Regions from separate parts of the Homo sapiens genome. Here all the other regions are linked to region 3. The links are chromatin contacts, found by Hi-C or POLR2A ChIA-PET in ENCODE. All regions are on one chromosome and are shown on one strand. Each heading gives the region's core, a stretch centred on a gene start or an enhancer-like site at or near the end of the contact. The rest is flanking DNA. Distances are from core to core; before and after follow the strand shown. Region 1 holds the start of CITED2 (Cbp/p300 interacting transactivator with Glu/Asp rich carboxy-terminal domain 2). Region 2 holds the start of MED23 (mediator complex subunit 23). Region 3 holds the start of BCLAF1 (BCL2 associated transcription factor 1). Region 4 holds the start of STX7 (syntaxin 7). Region 5 holds the start of RPS12 (ribosomal protein S12). Region 6 overlaps STX7 (syntaxin 7).

Evidence for each region. A loop is a pair of places that touch in the nucleus more often than their neighbours do. ChIA-PET counts read pairs that join two places held with the same protein, here RNA polymerase II (POLR2A). Pooled maps may share reads with other maps.
Region 1: a map of B cell shows a loop between it and region 3 (19-fold over the local background). The contact joins the promoter of CITED2 here to the promoter of BCLAF1 in region 3. A Hi-C loop is called at or near these places in 3 of 168 maps with a recorded cell type or tissue (B cell, CD4-positive, alpha-beta T cell and naive thymus-derived CD4-positive, alpha-beta T cell) and 10 of 50 pooled maps. POLR2A ChIA-PET finds 5 or more read pairs at or near these places in 6 of 52 experiments (CD4-positive, alpha-beta T cell, CD4-positive, alpha-beta memory T cell, CD8-positive, alpha-beta T cell and 3 more).
Region 2: a loop to region 3 is called in a pooled map, with 16 times the contacts of the local background. The contact joins the promoter of MED23 here to the promoter of BCLAF1 in region 3. A Hi-C loop is called at or near these places in 1 of 168 maps with a recorded cell type or tissue (CD4-positive, alpha-beta T cell) and 8 of 50 pooled maps. POLR2A ChIA-PET finds 5 or more read pairs at or near these places in 1 of 52 experiments (CD4-positive, alpha-beta memory T cell).
Region 4: a loop to region 3 is called in a pooled map, with 10 times the contacts of the local background. The contact joins the promoter of STX7 here to the promoter of BCLAF1 in region 3. A Hi-C loop is called at or near these places in 1 of 37 single-sample maps with no recorded cell type and 9 of 50 pooled maps. POLR2A ChIA-PET finds 5 or more read pairs at or near these places in 2 of 52 experiments (CD4-positive, alpha-beta T cell and GM12878).
Region 5: a map of natural killer cell shows a loop between it and region 3 (10-fold over the local background). The contact joins the promoter of RPS12 here to the promoter of BCLAF1 in region 3. A Hi-C loop is called at or near these places in 2 of 168 maps with a recorded cell type or tissue (ascending aorta and natural killer cell), 6 of 37 single-sample maps with no recorded cell type and 21 of 50 pooled maps. POLR2A ChIA-PET finds 5 or more read pairs at or near these places in 8 of 52 experiments (CD4-positive, alpha-beta T cell, CD4-positive, alpha-beta memory T cell, CD8-positive, alpha-beta T cell and 5 more).
Region 6: a pooled map shows a loop between it and region 3 (5-fold over the local background). The contact joins the enhancer-like site here to the promoter of BCLAF1 in region 3. A Hi-C loop is called at or near these places in 1 of 37 single-sample maps with no recorded cell type and 2 of 50 pooled maps. POLR2A ChIA-PET finds 5 or more read pairs at or near these places in 1 of 52 experiments (GM12878).

What each region holds. Positions count from the first base shown.
Region 1 is chr6:139,373,226-139,375,925 of GRCh38, reverse strand. It overlaps CITED2 (Cbp/p300 interacting transactivator with Glu/Asp rich carboxy-terminal domain 2), which reads left to right and starts at 1,278. Exons shown (of 2, transcript NM_006079.5): 1 at 1,278-1,513; 2 at 1,974-2,700. The coding sequence starts at 1,982. RefSeq lists silencers at 430-739, 910-1,289, 1,750-1,899, 2,470-2,569 and enhancers at 1,440-1,609, 2,120-2,179.
Region 2 is chr6:131,626,917-131,629,637 of GRCh38, reverse strand. MED23 (mediator complex subunit 23) reads left to right here and starts at 1,396. Exons shown (of 29, transcript NM_004830.4): 1 at 1,396-1,627; 2 at 1,966-1,997; 3 at 2,155-2,242. The coding sequence starts at 1,589. RefSeq lists enhancers at 1,407-1,576, 1,707-1,756.
Region 3 is chr6:136,288,539-136,291,238 of GRCh38, reverse strand. It overlaps BCLAF1 (BCL2 associated transcription factor 1), which reads left to right and starts at 1,393. Exons shown (of 13, transcript NM_014739.3): 1 at 1,393-1,526. It overlaps LOC124901408 (a long non-coding RNA gene), which reads right to left and starts at 1,225. Exons shown (of 4, transcript XR_007059784.1): 1 at 1,082-1,225. RefSeq lists enhancers at 698-817, 1,138-1,357, 722-1,921, 1,868-1,987, 1,406-2,002 and 2 more.
Region 4 is chr6:132,511,828-132,514,639 of GRCh38, reverse strand. STX7 (syntaxin 7) reads left to right here and starts at 1,524. Exons shown (of 10, transcript NM_003569.3): 1 at 1,524-1,633. RefSeq lists enhancers at 1,218-1,417, 1,775-2,276 and a silencer at 1,568-2,057.
Region 5 is chr6:132,813,224-132,815,923 of GRCh38, reverse strand. It overlaps RPS12 (ribosomal protein S12), which reads right to left and starts at 1,355. Exons shown (of 6, transcript NM_001016.4): 1 at 1,311-1,355; 2 at 1,142-1,192; 3 at 836-952. The coding sequence starts at 1,155. It overlaps SNORD101 (small nucleolar RNA, C/D box 101), which reads right to left and starts at 617; the gene lies at 545-617. It overlaps LOC107986644 (a long non-coding RNA gene), which reads left to right and starts at 1,636. Exons shown (of 3, transcript XR_001744345.3): 1 at 1,636-2,631. RefSeq lists enhancers at 890-1,019, 1,450-1,729, 1,644-2,390.
Region 6 is chr6:132,494,339-132,497,038 of GRCh38, reverse strand. All of the region lies in intron 2 of STX7 (syntaxin 7), which reads left to right. Among named protein-coding and RNA genes, the nearest start is that of STX7, 17 kb to the left of the region's middle. Within about 2 kb of position 1,283, at least 3 of the 41 ENCODE cell types and tissues checked have a DNase peak (open chromatin) inside an H3K27ac peak, as active enhancers do; they include GM12878, where a contact is called at or near this core.

The DNA.
Region 1 (2,700 bases), core at 29-2,528, 3.1 Mb before region 3:
GGGCGACCAGGCTCGTTGTGCCGCGTTGTGGAAGCAAGGTTATTATTATCGCCCATTGCCCCACTGAACAATTTCACTGAAAAGGAAGAGTCCCAGCCGTGTGTGTGCGCGTGGTGCCATACGGGACGTGCAGCTACGTGCCCACCTCCAGAACGACTTTATTTACAAAGCGATTACCACGTTATCTATTTGTTTTCCTTTTCCAGCAAGAGCAGCCTTACTCAGCCCTCAAATTTCTTAATTACAAACCCGTTTGCTTCTAAATCAACCCCAAACCGTCAGGCAGAGCCCGGAGGGAGGCTCTGCAAGTTTGTACACACCCCCACCTCCCGGATCCAGGGCAACAGCAGAAGCAAGTAACTGTGTATGTGCAAAAAGGTGGATCTGGGGACGAGGATCGCTGAGTTTGTTTACAGAGCAGAGACGCCTCAGCTCGGATGCCAAAGCTACCAAGAGCTGCAAACGCAAACTTAGCAGAAGCACACGTACCCCGGGAGCGGCAGGCGGGCCCGAAAGCGCGGACTGGAATTCCAGGGCGCGGGAGCGGGGGTGGCCGGGCCCTCGAGCGCGCTCCGTCCACCTGCAGCGGCTGCCCCTCCCCGCCCCCAGCTCCTGTCCTTGAAAGGAGTGGAGGAAAAAAATGCATCTACAAGCGGTGATCTAGAGTAGGTCTACCCACTGCCCGTATGAAAACACAAAGGCACAGCCTAGGAAGGCGCGCTCAGGAAAGGGCGCATTATTTGTCCGGGTCTTTAAAACCCAACTCGAGGAAGCACAGCCATTCTTCGCTGCCTGTGGAAGCTTTTGCAAAACCGGGGAGGCACAAGGGCACTCTGGAGGGCGGGGGGCGCTGGGCGAGTCCCCTTTTCCCGTAGAGAGCGGGGCAGATCGCTAGGTGAACCGAGTGAGAAAGCTGGGGGTGGGGTAGATCCAGCCTGAGGGGGGCGGTGAGCTCTCCTCGTGGCTATCCCGGCAGGCTCTACCTTCGGGCGGGGCGGCAGGGGAGGATTTTCCCCCTGCCTCGGGGGTGGCTGAGCCAACCTCGCGTTTCTGGGCCGGGAAGAAACCAGAGTCGGGGGGCGACGGGGCGACTGGGCGGCCCCCGGGCCCCGCAGCCTCTGCAGCACGTGCCGCGGGCGGCGGGGACGCGGCTCCGGGACCCGGTCCAGGGTGTTCGCGGTGTTCCGGAATCCGCGTCTTGGCGCCGCCCGCCCTGGAGGCTCTCGCTCCGCCTTTCCGAAATGCCTATATTAACTGTGGCCAAAGCCCTAAGAAACACAGCTCATTGTTGGCAGCTGCCGGGCGGTCCTGCCGAGCTGTGAGGGCAACGGAGGGGAAATAAAAGGGAACGGCTCCGAATCTGCCCCAGCGGCCGCTGCGAGACCTCGGCGCCGACATCGCGACAGCGAAGCGCTTTGCACGCCAGGAAGGTCCCCTCTATGTGCTGCTGAGCCGGTCCTGGACGCGACGAGCCCGCCCTCGGTCTTCGGAGCAGAAATCGCAAAAACGGAAGGTAAGCGCGACGGGCGAAGCTGGCTGGGGCTCTTGCCAGCCCAGTCCTCCGAGGGCAGGGTTTGCCCGGAGGAAGAGCGTGAGGCGAAGCTGGGGAATAACAACAGGATGTGCAACAACAGGATGAGGAGGGCTGATTTAATGCCTGAAGTTCGCAGCAGGGCTACGGGGCACTTCCTTTATTAGGCCACTTCGGGGAGCAAAGGGGGTGTGGGCTCGGGTCCCCCCGCCCGATCGCAGGGGAAGGGGCTGTTTGTGCAGCGTCCGGCTGTGTTATGAGTGGTAGCTCTTCCGTGGTGGCTAGCCCGGGTGCACAGGCTGTTAGTGGGATCTTGGGGGTGGTGGTTCGCAGCCGACGTGCGCCCGGGAATCCTGGGGGGCAGAGGCGAGCAAAAGTGGGGTGCGCTGTGGTGGGCGACACGTGTGGCGCGGGTCTCATTATCTGCCCTTTTCACTTCCAGGACTGGAAATGGCAGACCATATGATGGCCATGAACCACGGGCGCTTCCCCGACGGCACCAATGGGCTGCACCATCACCCTGCCCACCGCATGGGCATGGGGCAGTTCCCGAGCCCCCATCACCACCAGCAGCAGCAGCCCCAGCACGCCTTCAACGCCCTAATGGGCGAGCACATACACTACGGCGCGGGCAACATGAATGCCACGAGCGGCATCAGGCATGCGATGGGGCCGGGGACTGTGAACGGAGGGCACCCCCCGAGCGCGCTGGCCCCCGCGGCCAGGTTTAACAACTCCCAGTTCATGGGTCCCCCGGTGGCCAGCCAGGGAGGCTCCCTGCCGGCCAGCATGCAGCTGCAGAAGCTCAACAACCAGTATTTCAACCATCACCCCTACCCCCACAACCACTACATGCCGGATTTGCACCCTGCTGCAGGCCACCAGATGAACGGGACAAACCAGCACTTCCGAGATTGCAACCCCAAGCACAGCGGCGGCAGCAGCACCCCCGGCGGCTCGGGCGGCAGCAGCACCCCCGGCGGCTCTGGCAGCAGCTCGGGCGGCGGCGCGGGCAGCAGCAACAGCGGCGGCGGCAGCGGCAGCGGCAACATGCCCGCCTCCGTGGCCCACGTCCCCGCTGCAATGCTGCCGCCCAATGTCATAGACACTGATTTCATCGACGAGGAAGTTCTTATGTCCTTGGTGATAGAAATGGGTTTGGACCGCAT
Region 2 (2,721 bases), core at 147-2,646, 4.7 Mb after region 3:
AGCCTGAATTCTCAGCTTTCAGTTTGCTCAGACTCAAATTACCCCCCAGTTTATAGTATGCTGTTCACAGCAATCTAAGCAAACTCCCCTAGGTATCTTTCTAAATTCCTTTCTGTAGAAAAATTTGTATTTCCTCCTTTTCTCCCTGGCACTTTATTAGCATCACTAGTATTGCACATATCACACTCTATTATGGTTTAAAATGTCTATGTCTTCAACTAAGCTAAAGCTCTTTAGAGTAGATACATGGGCCCTAACCTGACTGATGTCCTTCTAGGAAGAGAAAATTACGACACAGACATGTACAAAGGGAAGACCATGTGAAGACACAAGGAGAAGAAGGTCATCTACAAGCCAAGGACAGAGGCCTCTATAGAAACTAACCCTATCAACCTCAACCTCAGACTTCCAGCCTCCAGAATTACAAGAAAAGAAATTTCTGTTGTTTAAGCCACCCAGTCTGTGGTATTTTGTTATGGCAACCCTAGCAAACAATACCCTAAGCCTAACTTTTCAAGTTTTTCTCCAGCAGGAAATCTGAATTATTTCTTTTCAGCTTTTAGTAGCTATTGTGTGGACAACATGGTTGCATGTGCATATTAAAGTTGTTAGAAAACTAAATTTATGCCAGGTCAGACACTTGTATAACAAAACCATGAATGGGGAGTCATCAGCTCATCACTTAGCAGCTACAAAGGAGTAGTTCATGCTTAGCAGTTTGTGGCATTTCACAACCGTCAAAGAAGTGAAAGGCCTTTGGATGTCTATGACTCTCATCAACAATTTTCTTTATGAGGCAAAGAAAGCTGATCATTCAAGACATAACAGATGTTTTAGGGGTTGGTGATGATGGTGGCATATGAAGAAAAACACATACTCTCAACAATATAATAGCAAATAGAATCTAGCAATATATTAAAAAGGATAATATATTATGACCAAGTAGCATTTATACCATAGAAGCAAAATTGGTTTGGCATTCAAAAGTCAATCAATTACATTTGCACTGAGGTTATCATAGCTGAGAAGACACCGTCTCTGTGGCTTCAGCTCCTGGCTGCAGGCCGCTGATGGAGGTCCAGAAGGTCAGCTGCTCACAGACATCAACTTGGTGTCGGCTGCGGCTCCAGCATTTTCCGCAGGCTGCAGCTTCTGGGTTCCAAACTTTTCATTTCTCAGTCTGCAAGCGGGTTAGCCCCGAACAGGAAGCAACTCCTTCTCCAGCCGGGAGGTGGCGGCCTGCGGTCGACGATGCCTCCGGGGTCCTTGGGCTCAAGGTTCCGTTTGGGGGCGCTCTCGTCCGGCTTGCGGGCCGCCCTTCTCCACAGACGGAACCTTCTGGTGGCGCCGCTGGTTTCTGCGGGGTTTGCAAACGGCGCGTACCGGGCCCTTCCCGTCTTCCGTACAGGTTCCTGCTGTTGGCTGGGCTCGGGAGGGAACGCTCCAGGTAAAGCGCTGGGGGAGGAAGCGACGCCGAGGAGCTACGGTTTCCTCCAGAGGTCTCCGCCCCTCTGCCCCTATATTCCCAGAGCTCGAGTCTGATCCGGGCCTTGCCGGGCACCCTGGAAAGGCGGGGGTGATAGTACAGATGGAGACGCAACTGCAGAGCATTTTCGAAGAGGTGGTGGTGAGTGCAGCTGCCGGCCATCCAGGACTACGGCTTGGGGACGGGGAGACGCGGGGGCAGCCGACCAAGGAAACTGGCCTGGGCAACCTCCTCTCACGCCTCCCTTTTTATTCCCTTGTTTTGACACCGAGGTTGTATGCGGGGAAGTTTAGTGATTCTCAAACTGCTGTCAAGTTCATTGTATCCTTTGAAATCGATACAGTGACAGGCCAGACAGGTATTGATAGTTTCAGAGCTGATTAAGGTGACTTGCCCTGTGTTACATTGTAATACTTGGCTAAGGGAGGCGCCTTTTTAAAATTAACATTGTTTACATTTTGTTTTTTTTTTTTTTACAGAAAACGGAAGTTATAGAAGAGGCTTTTCCTGGGTGAGTGTATGCGTGGCAGAGTTTTGTGTTTTTATGTGATTGTGTCTGTCAGATTTTACTTAGTTTCGTGTTGGAAGGTTATAAGATCCACTATTCTGATTGTGTGTAATTACCTTTTTAAAACGAATGACAAATAATGTAATTTTTATTTTTTTAGCATGTTTATGGATACTCCTGAAGATGAGAAAACAAAACTAATTAGCTGTTTGGGGGCCTTCAGACAGTTTTGGGGTGGTCTTTCTCAGGTGAGCGCTTCATTTTTAATACATTCAGCTGATGATTTTTGGCCTCTTCTTTTTTTTTTTTTTTTTCTTTTAACATTTACTTTCATGCTGCTCTTAAGATCTTCCTGAGAAGGGAGAAATAAAATTGTTATCATTTTTTATTCTGGCTTCCATTTGTTTTAATTTGTATATTTCAGTGGAAAACCTGTGTTGAGAAGTCAAGTTGATACTGCACAGTGTGAGATGTTTAAAAAAAAAAACCTCCCCTATGTTAGATTAATTGAGATCATTTTCATCCTATTCGGATTTATTTGGTACACTTGAAAACAGATATGTTAAGCTTTACTTGTCAAGGATACAAATTCCATTTTTCTGCTAAATAAAGGAATTGGCACAGCATTGATACAAAGATGCTACAATAGGAATACCAAGATTCTATAATAAGGATAGGAAAATATTATAGTAAAAATGAGGAGACAAACTGTAAAAGTAACAAAGAA
Region 3 (2,700 bases), core at 144-2,643:
GGAGGTCGAAGATAATATCCTAGCCTGCAATTTGGGGTATTTTGAATAAATGAATAACAGCATGTATTGGGAGCGCCCCGACTCCCAATACATGCAGAATAGCAGACGTGTATTGAGCCCTTAGTTGTTTTTTTTTTAAATATAGTTCATTCACTCAACAAATATTTCTGAGAACCTGCGAATGCTTGGGACATCAGGGCACAACAAAAAGGCCAAGGATTTCTGTGTCCACATCCTGAGGTGGTAATGGGGTGAGGGACAGACTGTACAATAAAAAACCTACGATTCACTCCATGAAAATGTTGTCGTTTTTCTAGTTCAGCTGGTAAACTGGACTGTGAAGAAAGAATGCTCTAAGCACAGTGTTAAATTCACAACCAGGGCCCAATCCTAGTTTCGATTCACTCACTGACACCCTGGTTGCTAATTACAAGTCTGAAATCCATCAAGGTAGTTAACATCTCTAAACATCAAAGCAATAGCGGTTTTAGGCCCTAAGAAAGTGCAGCCCGGAGAAGTATTAATGCAAAATGTGCTACGGCTGTTATTTAAATTCTATTCAAATCGAATGTGGCTTGCCTATTTATAATCTGACTTATAATTCTGGACAACCAAGCTACGTTGGGCTGTGTTCCTCGGCTGCCACAAATCATCGTCACAGGCTGAAAGCTCAACTGCTTCGTGCTCTTTATTTTTTCATGCCTATGCCAACGTTGCCGATGTGGTAAAGCTGTCATCACGCCGCCAGAAGGGCGGCCTTCTTTGGCACGAGCAGCCTAAGAGGTTTCCGGCTGCTGCGGCTTGAGCTCCGATTTGATCAGACGCCACGAAAGGGATTTAGATCGTGGCCATTTTTCAACTAAGTGCGTCTGCCGAATTTAATAGCAAACCAAAAGCCACATTTTCTAATCTCCAGTTAGGCGTCCAAGAGGAAAAGTGGCGCTTGCTGGCTGAGGGAGCAGCGTGTCTGCAATTACAGCCACGTCTTGCCTCCTGGTCTTTTCCTCAGTGTGGGATTGTCTTTTTGTTTTTTGCCTGGTCTGAGCCGGCCCCACAGAAAGAACAGACCAGACGAGCTTACTGAGGTAAAACGCAGGGGCGGCGGTGAGGTCTAGGGGGTCTACTCAGAACGAGGCAGAGACACCAGCGAAAAGCGCCGTATGGCGAAGCTAACTCAGGCCTGACAAAACACCCACCCTACTCTACCGCCTCTCCGGCCAAGGCTGACGCTACGGGCCAGAGGGCGGAGCCGTCACATCTTCCCGCGAGACCAGCCACGCGACTTCCCAGAAGGCCGCAGGCAACATCTTAATAGCAGCCAGGAAGCCGGACCGGAGCGGAAGGGTGGGCGGGGCTTGCCCGCATATTTAGCGGCACCCGAGGCCACGCCCCAGATCGGAAGTGACGGAGACGTGCTAGCGCGTCGAAGGTAGCTCTATGGTTTTCCTCGCGTTCTTGAGTCGGGAAATGGCCGCTGTGTGGTTGCAACGGAGATAAATTCCCGGAACCGCGATTCGGCGTGTCAGGTAGGCCTCGCAATGTATTCAAGTTACTCCAGGGGCAGTGAAGACCGAGGACAGGCCATATTTTTGACTCTTTTGTGGGTGGTGTCGGGTTGGCGGCGAAAGGAGAACCAAGGAGACGTTGCGCCGTTATTTATGCGTTTTTTCGTTAGCTTCTCTCAGGTTTTCGAGGCACTACGGGCCGAAAAGGCCGGGCGGGGGCGCTGAGCAGTGCTAACGGCGGGCGCGCGCGTGTTTGCGAACCTGCCTGGAGACCCACAGCCCGCGCGGCCTCCCGTGCGCGTGCGCATATCTTCCTCTTCCACCCTTCCCCCATTTCTTCAGCCCGTACCTCTGCGCGCGCCCGACTGAACGCTCCGCGCACGCGCGCTCGTTCATTTTTCTCTCCCCCGCCTATGGCGCCGACGGCCGCTGGAGGTGCAACTTGTGTCCGCCTCTCATTGGCTGGGACTGCCACCTTTCTTCGTGGCCTGTGGGGTTTTGAGAAAATAACTGTGACCCGCAGCAAAGTGCGTTGAGTAGGTCTACCCCTTTTCGCGTGGTCTTTAAAACTGCCCTCCGGCTTCAGACCACCCGTCAGTTAATGCCTCGTTTTTGTGATGCTACTAGGTTTTAGTGCTCTGTTCTGCCTCTCGCTGCTGACCCTGGTTCTCTGGAGTTAATTTCGGTACCCGCGGCAACCTGCTGTTTTGAAGCGAGCGCGCGCTGTTGACTGGTGCTGGTTGCCTAGTTACGGTTCCCTAGCGAGAGGATTGGGTCTTAGCTGGTGGTTCTGAGCGTGGCCCTGCCCCATCCGGCTGAAAGTGCGGTTCTTCATGAGTACTAGCGAAGCCGAGTCTTTTCAAGTGATTCAGCCCATTTAGTCGTGTCAGAAATGTTGCAGCCACGATTGGTGGACAGCTGGTGTGAGAAATGGGTGGGAGTGGCGAATTGGACTTTGCCTTCATTTTAAATTCATGAGTTGGCTTGATTCGCTTTTAAGATTTATTTCTTCAGAATCAAGCTGAAGTACCAGCAGCTACTTTGCTACCTCAGACTTTTTTAAAAAGCATTTTAGAACTGGAAACAAATTAAGACTGAAGTTGAAAGCAAGTGTGGCTAACACTGACGAAAAAGATGAGCTACTTCAGACTTGTACCTCACTGCAACAGCCTCTTTTAAATTTTTTGGTGTTACA
Region 4 (2,812 bases), core at 275-2,774, 3.8 Mb after region 3:
TAACTTCTGCACATGGAAATGATTTATTTTGGGAGATGTGACATTATCACTCATCAAATTAGGAGACTTTTAAAGCCCTACCACTTTCAAGACACCTGGCTGAATTTAACTTGGTAGCAGCCAGATTCACAGATGGAATACTGTGTCAGGAACTCTTAGTAATTCATTTATCTTAATACTTCTAAATTTTGCAAGTTTGTCTAGACTATAATTCTTTTTTTTCCCATTTGAATACCAAAGGATGAAATCTTATTCTAAGTTTTCAAAAGACCTGGAAGGAATCCACTCATAACATATTTTAAAACAAGGAATTGGAATGAGCCCAAGATGAGGGCTCAGACAGCTAAGTTTTGGGCCCAGCATAGTCAGTAACTATCAGGGTAACTTGAAGAGGCCACTTAATCTCAGGTTCTTCTGTAGTGCATTGTACCTTCCCTCCCCGGAGCCCAGAGTTCTATCAAAGGTAATATGAATGGGTATTTGGAAAGTGCACTAAACCTCACATGGATGTAAGATCCTTTCATGTGTTCCTTCAATGATTGAAATGTTTCTTCCTACGTTCACCAGCCACTTCCTAATTCTCAAGTACAATGCACTACTTTCAGTTCTTTATTTACTTGAACTTTGTGTAACAGGTGACATCATGGACAATTCCCTCCTTTTTTCCTTCATTCTCTAGTTTACCTTTTCCTGGTTTATTTCCTATCTTGTGGGTTACTCGTTTTCAGGGTTATTCTTTCTCTGTCCATCTCTCTTAAGCAGACAACATTCCACACTTAGTGTTGGTGAGTTCCAATCAGAATTCTATCCTGGGTTTTGTTTTTTTCCACCTAAGTGCGTCTGGACTTTTGATATCACCTATCCGGGTAATCATTTTAGAAAATAGTGTTGCCTTAATATAGGCAAAGGCTAAGCCAATCTATCTTCTAATTAATTTGGAGAGGGCTTTCTTTCATTTGTAGCAATTGATGCTTTTCATCTAACAATTACAATATATTTGCATATTTATCATTGGAACTGTCTCTGCTTGTTTTAAACCCTGTGAAAACTACGCCCTGCTTTTCAGGAATGCTTAGAATGACTTGTATGTACTAGGAAAACTTGTTTACAAGTGAGCACCCAGAGATGACTCTTCACTTATTCCTTCATTGTTCCTGCTAGGATTGTGTACTCGCCTTTGCATTTTTCGATAGAGCTGTCAACGCGATCTACTGCAGTTAAAGGTTAGCAAACAAGACAGGCAAGAGCTAATGGGGCGGGGTGAAGACCCGCGTGCAAGAAGGCTGGCTTCACCAGATAAAGAAGACAACTGTCCTCCATTCTGTCCTTTTTTGCACGCAGGCTAAGAGGCGTTCACCATCTCTACGTCAGGCTTCAAAGAACAGCTCCCTTGCAATTTTGCTGATACCCCCATTCCTTAGCTTGGAACCGGAGGGGCGGTGAGGGCCGCTGTCACTCAGCCCCGCGGGCCAATAGAAAAGGGGTGAACCCCGCCTTCTTCCTGAGTTGTGCTGCGGGCATGCGCACTGGGCGTCCCCACGCCACCGCCCATCAGCTGAGAATTGCAGCTGAGGGCTCCGGGGTAGGTGGGTGACGGCGGTCGGAGGTGTAGGAGGGAGCCGTGGAGGTCCAGGTAAGAGGACCCTGGGGAGGGGGCTCCCTGGCCGGGCGACAGGGAGGCGCGGTGCCCCTGCGGCTGCTGCGCCTTCTTGTTTGTGCGCGTGGTCAGGTGGCCGCCGCCCTGCGCTCTGCAGCAGGCACTCGGGAGGCTAGGAAGGGCGGGACTGCCCCAGCTCCCGGAGCGCCTGCGGCTCCCCACGCCCCCCGGCCGGGTGCAAGGGCGCGGCGCGTTCCGCATTCCGGGTGCGCGCGGCTGTGGTCAGGTGGGCCTACCCAGCCACGCACCCGCCGCGGTCCCCTGGGCAGAGCTCCGGAGGCGCACGGCTGGCGGAGCGCACCCCGGGGAGGGCGCCAGAGCCGGCTGGGGCCCAGCTCAGGAATCCAGACACGACCAAATGACCTCTTCCTCTTTTCAACTCACGGATTGAAAAACACACTAAACTTCCCGAATATAGAGGAACTGAAAAATGTATGGCTGTAGCAGGCGAACCGTGTATGTTTATTTATTCAGAGGATCGTAGTATTGTTTTTTTAATTTGGCTTGATGACTTTAACATACTTTGACATTCTTTGAGTATACACCTTTAATTAATTTACATAAAAACCTTTAAACGTACATAAAATATTTCTAGTATTTCCTCCACCTTGTTTTCTAGTTACTTTCTTTAAATTCAGACAAAGAAAAAAAGTTGCATTTCTGATCAAATGCTGTGTGTTTTTTCCCACAAATTTCTTACATTTGTTTGGCTCTTATCTGTATACGTTAATTTTTGTTTACCTCAGATCGTTGTATTCTGACTATAATTATATATAATATATAAAACTTGCCCAGAATCTGGAAGAAAAGAAAGTAATTATGAAATGCTGTGCTATTTAATAATGTTGGAAGTGGACATTTCTTCTGCAGGTTCTCTGAGCACACCTGGGCAGAGGCTGATAACGGTGTTAAACTGTGTTTTGTGTTGTGGACAGGCCTTATAGGCTACTTTGAGAAGTTGGCCTCAGACTCGTGACTAGTTAAGAATTATGCTCTTAACTTCACAGTTTCTGTAGAGGTTAATATGATACCATATTAACTGATTAACATCATAATTTTTCCTCAGATATGTTACTTATGTTGCTCTTGATAACAAAATCAATCCTTATTTTGGTTATGACCCCAAACTTTAAGTGCTGATGATTGAAAAGTAAA
Region 5 (2,700 bases), core at 106-2,605, 3.5 Mb after region 3:
AGAGGTTGCAATGAGATCGCGCCACTGCACTCCAGCCTGGGGGACAGAGCAAGACTCTTTGTCTCAAAAAAAAAAAAGAAAAAAGAAAAAAAAAAGACTGTGGCATTAATGGAACAGTTATGAAATGCCATGCAATAATGCCGAAATAGAAATACAGAAGACTCATACTAGGACCTACTAAATACATTAAACAATAATGCCGTTTCCATCGGATTGAACTGGCTAGATTACACCAAAACGAACTTGTCCTGTAAAACCTTAAAACTGCATTTAAATTCAGCTCAAGAGTAGGTTGATTTGTCAATGCCACCACCCTAAAAAACACATTAACTCGATCCATTCAAATACATTAACAAATATCCCAAATTCAAATAAATCACAGCTATTATACTACTAAATTCATCTAGGACCAAATGCTTCTGAAACCTGAGTTTGAAATTCCATTAAATTAATGCTTGTTTTGCAAACTACCAGATGTAATGTGGCTCTCCATCTCATCTATCTGCCAGATAAGTATAAGACTGACTAGCTCCACAACCTACAGGTTTGTCAGACTCTTATGTTTCACTCATAAAAGGAGTGAAGGGGTATCCGACAATTAAAGTCATCATTCAAACACTGTAGTTTTGAGTGCTTATCCCCATTCCAAACAGCAACCCACACATTTTAAGTGGGCTTTATAGATCTGAGTTCTGATACCTTTTCCTAGGTTTCCGGTAGGACGGATGCCATTCAGAACTTTTGCGCTAACACCATGAACTCCATGCCTTCTTCCCTTGGGTGGCAGTTTTGTTCCGGTTGCAAGAACCCACAGTATTGAGACTGATACACGTACTTGTCTAAGGCTTTGGCAGCTTCGCGAATTCCACGTGCTAGGCCATCGTGGATGAGGGCAGTCTTCAGAACCTCTTGTAAAGCAGTATTAACGTCCATTACACCTCCAGCAGCAATGCTTAAACGCGACACATCAGAACCATCAGTTAAAATCCTCACACCACATAAGGCCTTGCACTCAGCAAAAGCTAAGTGTACAACAGACGCGCTTACGGCGACCCGTTTGACCCAGTCCTGTTCCGCCAGCTCTAGCCCCACGCCTCAGCCGCACCCCGACCCCAACTCCAACCCCGGCCCCTGGGCTCACCCTTCCTCGGCCATGGCGGTGGGTTACGGGTGAAGTTGAATCTTGAACGCACTAAAAAACAAAAGCATTGACTTGTTAAAGAACCAGATACTCGTCACGAATCCCAGCAAGAACGCAACGAGCCACAAATTATAACCAATACACCCCCCTGCCGCCTCGCTCAACTTACCCCAAGCCTCCGCCTCCGCGCGACTCGGCGGCGGCAGGGAAAGAGGCCTCATCCGCACGCATGCCGGTATTTAAGGGTTTTTCAGGTCCCCTGTGCGCATGTGCACTCCCACCCTCGAAAGAGGTGGCTCCCGCAGTGCCGGGCCTGGGGAGTTTCTGTTTCCGGATTGAGGCGGTTCTGAGGCAAACGTACTGCGAGTTTTCTATCTCTGCCAGGCCGGTCCTTGGCGAGTGCAACAGGCACTACGCGGGCAGCTTCGCGTTGTCCTTCTTTGCGGAGGCGTGGCCCACCGAGGCCCAGGGAACTCATTCTACGGAGCGCGACAGAAGCCAAACAAGTGTGTCCGCGTGTTCTTTAAGGCACCTAGAGCCCTGTATCCCGCCGAGCGCCAGTTTTAACCCTTTCCACACCACGTTCTACTTTCCTGTTGCTTCTACAAGACCCAGCCTCCCCAGGCAGCGCACTTTGTTCCTTCGCTTCTAAGTCACCCTGAGAGACCATGTTTGTGTCGTTGTGGGTGTGATCCTCATCTTTGTCTTCATGAAACGAGAGCCTACATGCTTTCACTCTTCCAGGCTGGAGTGCAATGGCGCGATCTCAGCTTACTGCGACCTCCGGCTCCCGGTTTCAAGCGATTCTCCTGCCTCAGCCTCCCGAGTAGCCGGGATTGCAGGCGCCTGCCACCACCCTGGCTAATTTTTTGTATTTTTAGTAAAGACGGGATTTCACCATGTTGGCCAGGCTGGTCTCGAACTCCTGACCTCAGGGGATCCACCCGCCTCGGCCTCCCAAAATGCTGGGATTAGAGGCGTGACCCGCCGCCCCCGGCCGCTTTCACTATTTCTAAGCCCTTTCCCTGCGGTGTGTTGGTAAAGCGGAACCCTGCAGCCAGGGGTCAATTCTAGTTTCTAAGTATAGCGGGAGTCGCTTCTGAACGAAGTTTGTTCTGCTTTGTTTGGTTTTTAACGACGCGTTGTGCTCGGAATACACAGTTCCGCGCAACTCAGAATTCCTCAGGTGCATTTTCAACACCTACAATGTGCCTGACGCAGGGCCAGGTCCTGGGACTACAGACATGAAATATCCAGTCTTTGAGGAGTCCATTTTCTTCCAGGAAGCAATATTTTAAATTTGGAAGTGATTGGCCATTCCCCAATCCCCACTTCCAAACCAAACGCACGAAACACTACTGAATATGATCAATACTGCCTTTGTGTTTAATTTCCTCTCCTGGGTAGTCAGCCGCCAAACCAGTGAGCAATTATTAGGCGCTTGGCACGTGCCAGCGCTGTGAATCCAGTGGGCAGATACTGTTAGACTGGTGAGTGCAGCGAAAAAAACAAAAATGGGTAACGCAGTAAGAGCACCAGGGAGTTCACCAGAACAGAGA
Region 6 (2,700 bases), core at 34-2,533, 3.8 Mb after region 3:
AACAGCTAAACAGTGTCCTAAAGTGGTTGTACCAGATATGAGTACAGCCAGTGTATCAGAGTTTGTGCTGCTCAAAGTCCTTGTCAACATTTGATGTTTACAGCTTTTTATTCATTTTAGTCATAGGTTTCTCATGATTTACTTTGCAATTCTCTGATTAGAATCAGAGTTTTTAGAGTGTAGCTGAGCTAAAGAAATCAATGAGATAATCGGAAACATTTCTAATCAAGCAAGCTGTATGTGATTGCATGTACATTTCCTGAAATCAGATCCAAATAGCGGTGTGACCTTGAGTAAGCTCTCGAACCTTCCAAGACATGGTTTTCTCATGTGTATTTTCTGTGGGCTAGGTTATGGTCTCTTCAAACTTTAACAGGCAATAATTCTAACCAAAGTTTTTTAAGAGTCCCGAAACTCTTCTAACAGGTACAAGATTATTCTATGTTTTGTTAAGAGGCTGATTGCCATATCTGAATCCATAATGCATGCTCATAAAATCCCATAATTGAAGAAGCCATCACACTCAAGACTAGCTAGAGTTCCACCAAGGCTTATGTATTATTTTTAAGTGTTAGGAGATGGGAAAGCTGGGGCACAGAGGTTTGTATCCTGTCAGAATTAACAAAATTTTGTATTGAAGGAAATTGGTGAATAGAAATGAGAATAGCTATGAAACACAGTCCTTGAGATAAAAATTTCCCTAACTCCTAAATAACATAGTAAGCCTTTCCACTAGTGCTAATGTGAATTCTCGCATTTGAGTATTTTTTTTTAAAATAATAACCTGAAAGAGGAAGATGTAGTGTGGCTAAAGTTGGAAAGTGAATAAAACAGATATATTGGAAACATAAAATCTACTCATCAGAATTTATGAGTATAGAAGTTTCTGCTAAAATATGCATCATGTATCACATGGGCTTGTGGATGTGTGTTTTTTCCAGAAAATTTGGAAAGACAGAACCTTCTAGGGGCACATAAAGTATGAACGTAAGCTTTTAAGTGCTAAGAGAAGGTGACTGAAAAATATTTTTGTTGAATCTTCACTTGTTTCATTTTTAATCATCTCTCCTACAGATTAAAGGTATTAGTTCAGCATAGACTTTAGTTTAAAATCGAAACAGATGTTTTTGGTTTCTCTGTGTTATAATTAGCTTCCTATGCTGCAAGTATACTTTTCAAAATTGTTTATTAAGAATTGGTGCATGGCTCCTGTCCCCATAAGGTTCTTTGAGATGAAATTAAAAGTCTATGTAAAAGTGTGAGCCCTTTTGTTACTTTTAGAATGATCACAGTTCTTTTAATTAGTTAGGGTCTGGTGAAGGGGACACTTGTTTTTGCATTTTAACACATGACTGCACAAAAGGGAAGCTAATATTATCACTTTTTTTTTTGGTGCCAGGGCAAATATTTTTTTAAAAAAGGAGCTCCAGTCCTGAGAAATTAATGAATTTACTGGAACCATATATTTACTCAGGAATTAAGAATGTTTCCTTTTTTTCTGGGGTAATCTGTTGGTGGGATGGGAAGGCAGTTTATTAAAGGAAAAAGAGTTGAAAAATTGTTGCTTCCCTCCTCCTAAAATGCTGTTTGAAATATTTATGTCTAAGATTGCACATCTGAAAATGTGGTTGGATGGTTTTTTCCCCCACTTAGAGGAGAAAAACTTCAGTAGTTTTTATTTCATTGTGATTTTCTTCATGCCTAAGGTGCTAACATAAAACAGAGATAGATGTGAAAGTTGCTATCTTGTCCAAGGAAATTTTAACAGAGTGTGACAACTTTTCTTCTCTTCAGTGACTTTTCCTTTATGACTGAACATGGTGTTTATGGCCGGATATGAGTGAATTCTTTGTTTTATGAACTAAATCTTTAAGATGTGGCTCCAAGATGCTTCAAGGAGCTTTATCCCTCACTCTCCTATCTGTGAACCATACATATGCTTCTGCCCTGAACATGAACTTTCTTACCCTTGGTTCCAACCCCAAACCATAGTAATGGGTGTCTTCACTCCCTCTGTTTAATCTAAGTGTAAATCTTAGTGGTTCTACCGGTCAGATCTGTCTGTGTCTCTCCATCTCTGCCATTACCACATATGCTCAAGCTGCTGCTATTTCTTTGGATGACTGCAGTCTCCAAATTGTTCTCCTCACTTCCATTCCTGCCTCTTTCCGTCTTCTCCAAATAGTTGCCAAGGTAAACCTGTAAAACTGTAAATCAGATCATGTCATCCTATAGCTTGAAAGGCAACAGTTAAATTCTGTGGCTTTTATAATCAGATATAAATCCCCACCATGCCCCACAATATCCTCAAGATCTGATCCCTGCCCCCACTTGTCAACTACCACTCTCTCCCATGGTGCTGCTCTGCTGCTCCACATTCCACCAGGTAGATCTTCTTTCTGCTTAGTGAACAGTCAGCTCATCCTCACCTCAGGGCCTTTGCACTTGCTCCTCTTCTGCTTCAGACATCTTCCCAGATCTACATGTAACTGGTTTCTTTCTGGCATTCAGGTCTTAGGGCCCAAAGCTCACTTGTTTAGCAATGTCTTCCCTGCCTTATCATTTTGCTTCCTCCAGTCATTCTTTTTCTCATTAACCTGTTTTGTTTTTATATTGCCTTTTATCAGTAAATTAAAGTACTATTATTGTTTACTTATTTTTTTACTTTCCTACTAAAACCTTGGCCCCCAGAGATAAAGG